2 separate regions of the Mus musculus genome follow, and region 2 is linked to region 1. A link is a contact called in ENCODE Hi-C or POLR2A ChIA-PET data. All regions are on one chromosome and are shown on one strand. The core of a region is the stretch at or near the end of the contact, and the rest is flanking DNA. Distances in the headings are between cores, read along the strand shown.

Region 1 (4,203 bases), core at 895-3,394:
AAGACCATGTCACTACACTCAGCTCTTTAAGTAGGTTCTGGGAGTTTGAGCCCAGGCCTCTCGCTGATATTGTTTTAATACCAGCCCTTAAGCCCTTAGTAAGGATATCGGCCTACTTTACAGGTGAAGAGACAGAAGCACAGAGAGAGTCACACAGGGTCACACATGAGTACGAGGCAGGCCTTGATCCCAGTGTGTCTTGTCTCTCTGTGTTCCTTACTTCTCTTATGCCTTCCAGAGATTTGTGGGGTAAGAGGACTACAAGTTTTAGAGCAGCTTGGACTGCACAGGGAGAACCTGTCCCCAAACCAAACCAAACCAAACCAAACCAAACCAAACCAATCCAAACCAAACCAAACCAAACCAAACGAAACCAACAGAGCAGTGGTTCTGGACTTTCCTAACACCGCAACACCCAACCATAAAATAATTTTGTTGCTATTTCATAACTGTAACTTTAAAAAATGAATTATGATTTTTAAAATTTATTATCTGTGTTTTCTGATGGTTTTAGGCAACCCCTGTGAAAGGGTCATTCGACCTTAAAGGGGTCTCAGCCTTCGGTAAAACCAAGCAGGGCATGCACCAGGTCCAGCTTCCATCAGGCACAGCATAAACAGTGACTGTGACACATGCCTGTCATCCTGTGACACACACTTCAGAAGTACAGGCAGCAGGAGGATCAGGAGTTCAAACTCATTGTAGCTAGTTTTAGGTCAGCCTGGGCAATGTTGGACCAGGTCTCACACAAACCAAAAACAACACCTACCCTCTGTCTCCCTGAAGGGAGAATGGGCCGAGGGGGATAATGGCTAGCCCAGAAGATCTTGGACTCCCCAGGGGGCGGGGGATGAGGTGGGGAACCCAGGGTGATAGGGACAGAACACCCGTCCAGGTCCTCCACGCACCTCTTCCCCCGGGCTCCCCAGCAGAGCCTTGGCTCTGGCCATGTCTGCAGCCTCCACCTTGATCAGCCGGTGCCTAGGAGAGTTGTACTTGGGGTCACCGGACCCGGTGACCTCTGGCTCAGCGCGGCCATTGGAATCCTCATAGGGGTCCTCGAAGTCCAGGTCCTTCTGTTCGCGGTAGGCCCGCAGGATGTCGCTCTCGGTGTAGTCGGGGGTGGGCGGCTGCGGAGGCGGCCTCCGGCTGCCCAAGTTCAGATAGTCTCGGAGCCACTTGGCCATTGGTGCCCCCAAAATATGCTGGTGTCAAACAAGGACCTTCATGCCTAGCTCTGCAGCTCGTCCTGGGGCTGGGGGGAGGAAGGAGGGGAGAGAAGAGGAGGGGGAGACAAAAGGGGGGAGGAAGAAGGGAGAAGAGAGAAGAGGAAGAGGACAGGAAGATTGGAGGTCAGAAGTCCTTGGCTGGGCTCAGAGCAGAGGGGGCAGCAGGTGGCGACCCTGGTGCTGCAGGCCAAGGGTCTGCGGGAACTGCGAACTTTAGGGTCCGTGTTGCAGGTGTGATGTCAACAGGGCTGTTTCACATTACCCCTTCAGCTCCATGCATAAAGTTGTCAGAGGCTGAGCCACTCCAGAGGGTCGTACTCCCTGTGGGGCTGCTGTCCGATCCCGCGAGCCCCACCAGTCCGAATTACCCAGATTTCTTGACCCCTGATCCTTCACACCCCGCCCCCGTCACACCTCCAATCCTTTATCTCCATCCCTTAATCTCTGAATCCTTTAATTCCATCTCCAGTATTCCTTAATCTCCAGACCCCTCCATTTCCTTTAACCTCCCGGTCCCCTAACTCCTGCTCCACACCGCCCCCTCAATCCCTTAACCTCCCCTATCCCTTAACCGCCTGCAGCCGCCGCCACTGCACAACAAAAGGGACTTAAACCACTGAGTCCAGGCCCGGGTTCTCAGGGCCACCGGAGGGGCGAGAACACCCGCGTCCCATTGGGTCCCGCCTTGCGGACAGACCTGCAGACCTCAGACCTTCTGTGGCTCCGGGGTGGAGACAGCAGGACTCGGACCCTGGAGGATCCCGGAGGACGAGACCACCGGCGTGGGGACCGAGTTGCCCTTGGGACCAGGGCCGGGCAGGGATTGGGCGAGAGGCCCGAGCATCGCGCAGGGTCGCGGCTGGAGGTGGCGCAGGGCGGGAGGCGTCGTCCGTCACCGCTGCGTCCGTCCGTCGCTTTGTGCCGGGCGAGGGGGAGGGGTGGGAGGCGTCGGCAGCTGCGGGTCCGCGAGCGGAGGGAGGGAGGTGGGCTCAGACCTCAAGGGCTGCAGATGGAGCTAGGAGGTCGAACCCCAAGGAGAGACAGGCGGGCAGTAGTCAGCCAGAGTGACCCAAAAGCCATGGCCAACTGTCTGTCCGCCTTAGTCTCCCCAACTGGTAATCGGTGCAGGAGGCATTGACAGCAAGAGTTACTGCTAAGGGTCTCATGTAGCCCAGGCTGGCCTCCAACTCACTTGCAGCAAAGGATGACCTCGAACTCCTGATCCTCCTGCCTCAGTCTCCCAGCATTTAGGGATGACACTCCAGGCTTTGTGCATACTAGCAAGCGCCCTACCGACTGAGACGTTGAGGTTGGCGAAACTGAGGCATAGAAAGGCTTTGTGTGTGGAGCGAAACTCAAGCCACCCATCTGACCATTTGTGCCTGGACATCTCTAGGATGGCACTGGTGGCTCACAGAGAGAGCGGTCATCCTCTTGTCCACTGTGAGCTCTGTTTTCCAGGCAGAGAAACTGAGGCCTAGAGCCAGCACGGCATCTGGAGTAGGCTAAGTCCCCCTAACCACCCACTCCTATCTCTGTCAGGCAGCGTCCCCAGGGGTCACCAGATCCTGTGTGTGCTGGTGTAGTCAAGAGCTTTCTCGCATGGAGCCTGTACGTGGCAGGAATAGCAATCAGGGGGCCTGAGGCAGAATCAAACGGCACTTGACTTTCTGTCGCCTCAGAGCCTCCATTGGGGCGCGGGCGCCTGTGTGTGTGTGTGTGTGTGTGTGTGTGTGTGTGTGTGTGTGTATGTTAGCGCGCCTGCGCGTGTAAGAACAGAAAAAGCCAGAGCAGTAAACTCTTCTGATAGCGGGGAGGAGGATCATGGCAACTACCTTGGGAAAACCTTCTGGATGACTTGGAAGATGGGACGGGGGTCAGTCTGTATCACACTGACTCCGGATTATAATTCACATGCTCTATCCCTGTCGCATTTAGAAGTACAACCCAAAGGCTGGGGGCAGCTGAGAGGGTAGTGTTGGCCCCCAGCATCTTAAACCCAAATGAAAGCACAGGGAAAACATGCATGAGTGGGTTGTATAGCCTATGAAGGCCATGTAATCTGCTATACTGCAGTTCCAGAACAATCCACTTCCCTGTGCCTCTGCCAGTCCCCATGAACTAGTCCTGTCTCTGCCTCGGCCTGCTTTGGATAGTCCCCCACGGAGTCTCAGACTCCATGTACCCTGTTGGTGGCATGGGACAGAACCCTGTTCTTGTTCAGGAACAGTGTGACTGTTCCATCCTGAGGCACACACGGGGCGACTGGGGCCTCAGGGAACAGCAGGATAAGAATCGATGCCCCTCAAATCCGGGAGGGTAAGTGTACCAAAGCAGGGGGACAGAAGGGGAGGTCTTTAAGGCTGGCAGCCATACCTTTAGGCTACATAGTGAGGCCCACTCAAAAACCCAAAATCCAGGCATGTATATGTAGGGGACCAAAACACTCTGGCTGATAGGGAGGCGGGTCTTGCCTAATTGTGGTCTGGTGGCAGATGCAGGGCTTGCCTTGGGAAGCCTGCAGTCTGGAGGGTGCTGTAGGAAGGCTCCTGGCTTGAGGGAGGCATCAGGACCTTGCCTTTCCTGGTTCCCAGCCTGATGGAAGGAAGTACACATTTGGTTTTCTGAGCTCATAGTCTGAAGGAAGAGGCAAGTCACTGACTTTCAGGATCCCCAGTCTGGGGGTGAGGTCCAGCTGCTTCAGTCTGCTGGAGGAACAGTGGCATCTGGGACAAAAAGACCTCACGGATGCCATTGTAGCATGCCACCCCGCCCCTTGCCATGTAGCTTTGTCACTCTGCAGGGACCAGGCTTGTGACCAGCAAGCAGGAAGAGGGCTATGGGGGAGCTGGTACAGCCAGCATCTGAATGCCCTGGGCAGGTGGTGGTTCCCTTTGCCAGGGGTCCCCAGGGAGCTGACAGAAGTGACAGATTAGACCTGACAACTTCTGAGGACATGATGACAGCTACAGAG
Region 2 (4,203 bases), core at 429-2,928, 38 kb before region 1:
TAACAGTACACAGTTTTGAAGCCATCATCTTCATAGAGAGCCTGGGAAGGAAGGCCTCATTTTACAGATGGGGAAGCCGCAATCACACAGATTGGTTGCCCGCGGACACACCCAGATGGCAGTGGTTATAGCTATGTGGCATTGTGATTAACACGGTTCCTCTGGGCTTCAGTTTCTCTTTATACGCTAGCAGTGGAGGACATGAACGGTCTCCGGGGGTCGCTCACCAGGTAGTAGATGGATAGCACCCCCTCACCGGGCTCCAGCAGCTCGTCTTTGAGCAGCACCCGAAGCGTGACCGCGCGCCTCGTGAGCGCGCCCCCTAGGGCCATCCCAGGCCCTGCCGTGCCGCCTCCGCTGCCACCGAGGCTGCCGCTGCGCCCTCCGCTACCCGTCCCGCGCTCGGGGTCCTCGGCCTCCGCGTCGTCCTCATCCTCCTCCGGCGCCTCCTCGGCCGTGGCCCCGGGAGACAGAGACTCGGGAGCTGCAGCGAAATAGCAACTGGCTGCAGAGGTCGCGTCCCGCTGCCCCGTCCCCGCCTGCGCGGACCATCCTACCTGCCATGGACGCTGTGTCCCGGCACAGCCTCCTCCGAGTGAACGGGCTCCTCCCCGCGCGGGGACACAGCAGTCTATTGGTTACTGAAAATGGGTGGGGAGGTTTGGCCCGCCGGGGGCGGAGGGGATACGGAGCGGTTGGGTTGTGCTTGCACTGGAGTTGGAGCGATCCGGTGCAATTTGGCGAAACTAAAGCTGGAGGTTGGGGGAGACCTGGAGAAGGAAACAGGCCCAGGACCTTCTCATTCAGGGACTAGAGATACCATACTCGAGGCCACCAGCTACTAGGTTGCAACTTTGATCCCTGAGCAGGAGTGGCTCAGCTTTCAGGAAAGAGATGGAAACCTTAGGTCTTGGGCCTGCCCACGCGCAGTTAAAGAAATGAGGGAAGACCTTGGGACACAAGGGAAACTGAAGCAGATGGTGAACTAGAGGGAAAAACAGACTCAGGACGCCGCCCCCCATCCCCTGCTCTCAGGGGGACTATACTCCCTTAGTGGGGCTGCATCCTGGAGCTCATGATTCCCTCAGCCTACAGCAGCGATGAAGGAAGCTGCTAGTGAGGCTAGTGCGCTAGCTAAAGGCAGAGCCCTTGATGGTTGGGAGCAGGGAAGAAACAGGTTTGTAAGAAATGTAGAGCCGCTTTAGGAAAGCAGCTGCGCGTTATAGCTGGATCGAAAGGTCTGAGCCTGGCCAGCTTTAGCCTTTCTAGGGTTAACTCAGCCCAATGGCAGTTCTCATCAGCCAATCACCAGGTGCCTCCAGCATCCAATCAGCGACAAGGGATGGTTCCCACTCAGCCAATCGGCGTTCACGTGTAATCAGCGAGCGGGAAGGGGCGGTGTTACTAGGCGCCCAAGGCCCTGGGCCTTTGTTCTCATCCTGATTTGTCCTTCATCACAGATTACCCCAACCCAGGGAGGTCTGAAAATCCGGGTGGCCTCAAACTGGGGAAAGAGGCAGGATGCTCTGGAAAGGTCTGAGTAATGAGAATCATTCTTTTTTTTTTTTAAGATTTGTTTATTTATTTATTATATGTAAGTACACTGTAGCTGTCCTCAGACACTCCAGAAGAGGGAGTCAGATCTCGTTATGGATGGTTGTGAGCCACCATGTGGTTGCTGGGATTTGAACTCCTGACCTTCGGAAGAACAGTCGGGTGCTCTTACCCACTGAGCCATCTCACCAGTCCGAGAACCACTCTTCCCTTAGCCCAGGCCACCAGACTTTGGGCTCCATAGTTTACCGCTTCCAAGTCCCGGCACAATATGCAGGTCTAACCATCTTGTAAACAGGCAAAGCCTTGAGAGAGGCTCCAAGTTCTGCTCACTGGACGTTTTCATCCTGTTTATCTTCCACCTCGATCCAAAAGGGACTTTTCTATGATGTAACTACTGCCACATCCTATCCTTGCGCTACAACAGTCCTTGGCTCCCGGCTAATTTTTCTTTTCCTTCCTTCCACTTGCAGTGATCCTCCTGCTCAGCCCCCTCCTGCTTACGTCATAGGCTTGCATCCCCACACCTAGCTCCCCTGTGGCCTTTGACACTTTGAAGCAACTACTGTGGCTTGACAATGTACAGAAACCTAAAGATAACATTGGTTGAAGATAAAGGAAGGTTGTGCCACTCACAGCCACTATCTGGGTCCCCATCTCCACCCTTTTACCTGTGTAAAGTCCAGGTGCCCTAGCTGGGAACTGAAGAAAATGAGTTCACAATCTGTTCTGCCTTTGCCTTTTGAAAATAGCATCTCGCAGGGCAGTGGTGGCCTGTGATCCTAGCACTTGGGAGGCAGAAGCCGGTGGATTTCTAAATTCAACGCCAGCCTGGTCTACAGAGTGAGTTCCAGGACAGCCAGGGCAATTCAGAGAAATCCTGTCTTGAACCTCCGCCACCCCCCACCCCCCCATCCCCAAAATAGCATCTCAGGCAGACCGCACTAGACTCAAGTTACTATGTAACTACGGCTGCTCCGGTCTCTTCCTCCCAAGTTCTGGGAAAACCCAAATGTACTACCACGCCTGGCCAAATTTACAATTACACACTGATCAATTGTACTGGAATTGACCTTAGAGCCTTGTCCTAGCCAGGAGCCAGGTACACTACCACCACAAGCCAGGCGCCCAGGCCCTCTCAAGACCGTTCTTAGTGGGGGGCCTGGGGGCGTGGTCAGGGCAGAACCTCAGCGCAGAATCACACTGGGAAGGGCTGTGTGTAACCGATAGAGCACTTACTCAGGTTGTGCAAAGGGCTTGAGTTGCTTCTACAGCGACAAGGGGAAAAAAAAAAAAAAAGTAGAAAGCTAAAGAAATAAACTGACTTGGTTTGCGGTTTGTTATAAAATTTCAAAGTACCAAAAGCAGTGAACGTCAGGCCTGCTGTCCCGCACCTGTCTGTCATTTCAGCACTTGAGAGGCTGAGGCAGTTAAAAATCAGCTTGGGGGGCTGGTGAGATGGCTCAGCGGTTAAGAGCACTGACTGTTCTTCCAGAGGTCCCGAGTTCAAATCCCAGCAACCACATGGTGGCTCACAACCATCTGTAATGAGATCTGAAGACAACTACAGTGTACTTACATATAATAGATAGATAAAATCTTTTTTAAAAAATCACTTGGGCTATGTATCGAGAGTCAAAAAACAAAAATCAAAACCACCACCACAGGGCTGGAGAGATGGCTCAATGGTTAAGAGCACTGGTTGCTCTTCCAAAGATCCCAAGTTCAATTCCCAGCAACCACATGGTGGCTCACAAGCATCTGTAATGGGATCCGACGCCCTCTTCTGGTGTGTCTGAGACAGTGAGTGTACACACACACACACACACACACACATAAATAAATAAATATTTTTTAAAAAACCCACTACCAAAACAAAAACCTAGACATGGTGGTGCACACCAGACATAGCAACACTCAGGAGACAGGAGGTTCAGATGTTCATTCTAAGCTACTTAACTGGAGGCCAGCAGGGCTACAGGAGACCATGTCTCAATGAAGCAAAAGAAAGAAAACTAAAATTAAATAACGGAAGTACTTAGATGTGAGTGTGATAAGGGCACTCTGGATACACAGGCTGGGAATGATATCAGTGTAGGGGTTGGTGATGTGTCCTAGTGGGAAAGGGCTCTTGGCACCAAACCTGATAACCTGAATTTAATCCCTGGGACCTACAAACTGTCCTCTGACCTCCACACCCATACACTCAGTAAATGTAACCAAAAAAATAAATTAATTGATCTATATATTGAGTGTGTTCAAACAGAAGAGTGCTGAGAAAGCCCCTCCCTCCCTCCCTCCCTCCCTCCCTCCCTGACTGACTGTAGGCTACTATTGTCATAGGTGTCAGCAAAGTGGGTTCCCGTGTCGTTCCCGTGTTTTTCCGCTCCCGAAAAAAAAAAAAAAAAAAAGAAAAAAGTGTATCAATGATACAGAGAAACTTACTGCTGCGGTCATTCCACCTGCCAAGCATTCCAGATCTTGCAATTATGCTTCTACTGTGATTTCCCTGGGTTGGTTTTTTGGCCGTGCTCCCTAACAGGTCTCTGTCTTTGCTTGGGACAGGAGCCCAGAACTACCGGGATTTCCGCAGGATCCAGCCCCCGCCCAGAACTGCTAGAGAGGGAGGTGACAGCTGACTGAGTTGAG

The links. Hi-C counts contacts between places; a loop is a spot of excess contacts on that map. ChIA-PET counts read pairs that join two places held with the same protein, here RNA polymerase II (POLR2A).
Region 2: a map of T-helper 17 cell shows a loop between it and region 1 (2.3-fold over the local background). The contact joins the promoter of Stap2 here to the promoter of Shd in region 1. A Hi-C loop is called at or near these places in 24 of 37 maps with a recorded cell type or tissue (CH12.LX, Patski, T-helper 1 cell and 8 more). POLR2A ChIA-PET finds 5 or more read pairs at or near these places in 5 of 5 experiments (Patski and embryonic stem cell).

Annotation. Positions count from the first base shown.
Region 1 is chr17:55,968,423-55,972,625 of GRCm38, reverse strand. Shd (src homology 2 domain-containing transforming protein D) reads right to left here and starts at 2,144. Exons shown (of 7, transcript NM_009168.2): 1 at 1,927-2,144; 2 at 909-1,255. The coding sequence starts at 1,187.
Region 2 is chr17:56,005,611-56,009,813 of GRCm38, reverse strand. It overlaps Stap2 (signal transducing adaptor family member 2), which reads left to right and starts at 1,678. Exons shown (of 14, transcript NM_145934.3): 1 at 1,678-2,397; 2 at 4,120-4,203. It overlaps Mpnd (MPN domain containing), which reads right to left and starts at 613. Exons shown (of 13, transcript NM_026530.5): 1 at 558-613; 2 at 228-484. The coding sequence starts at 564.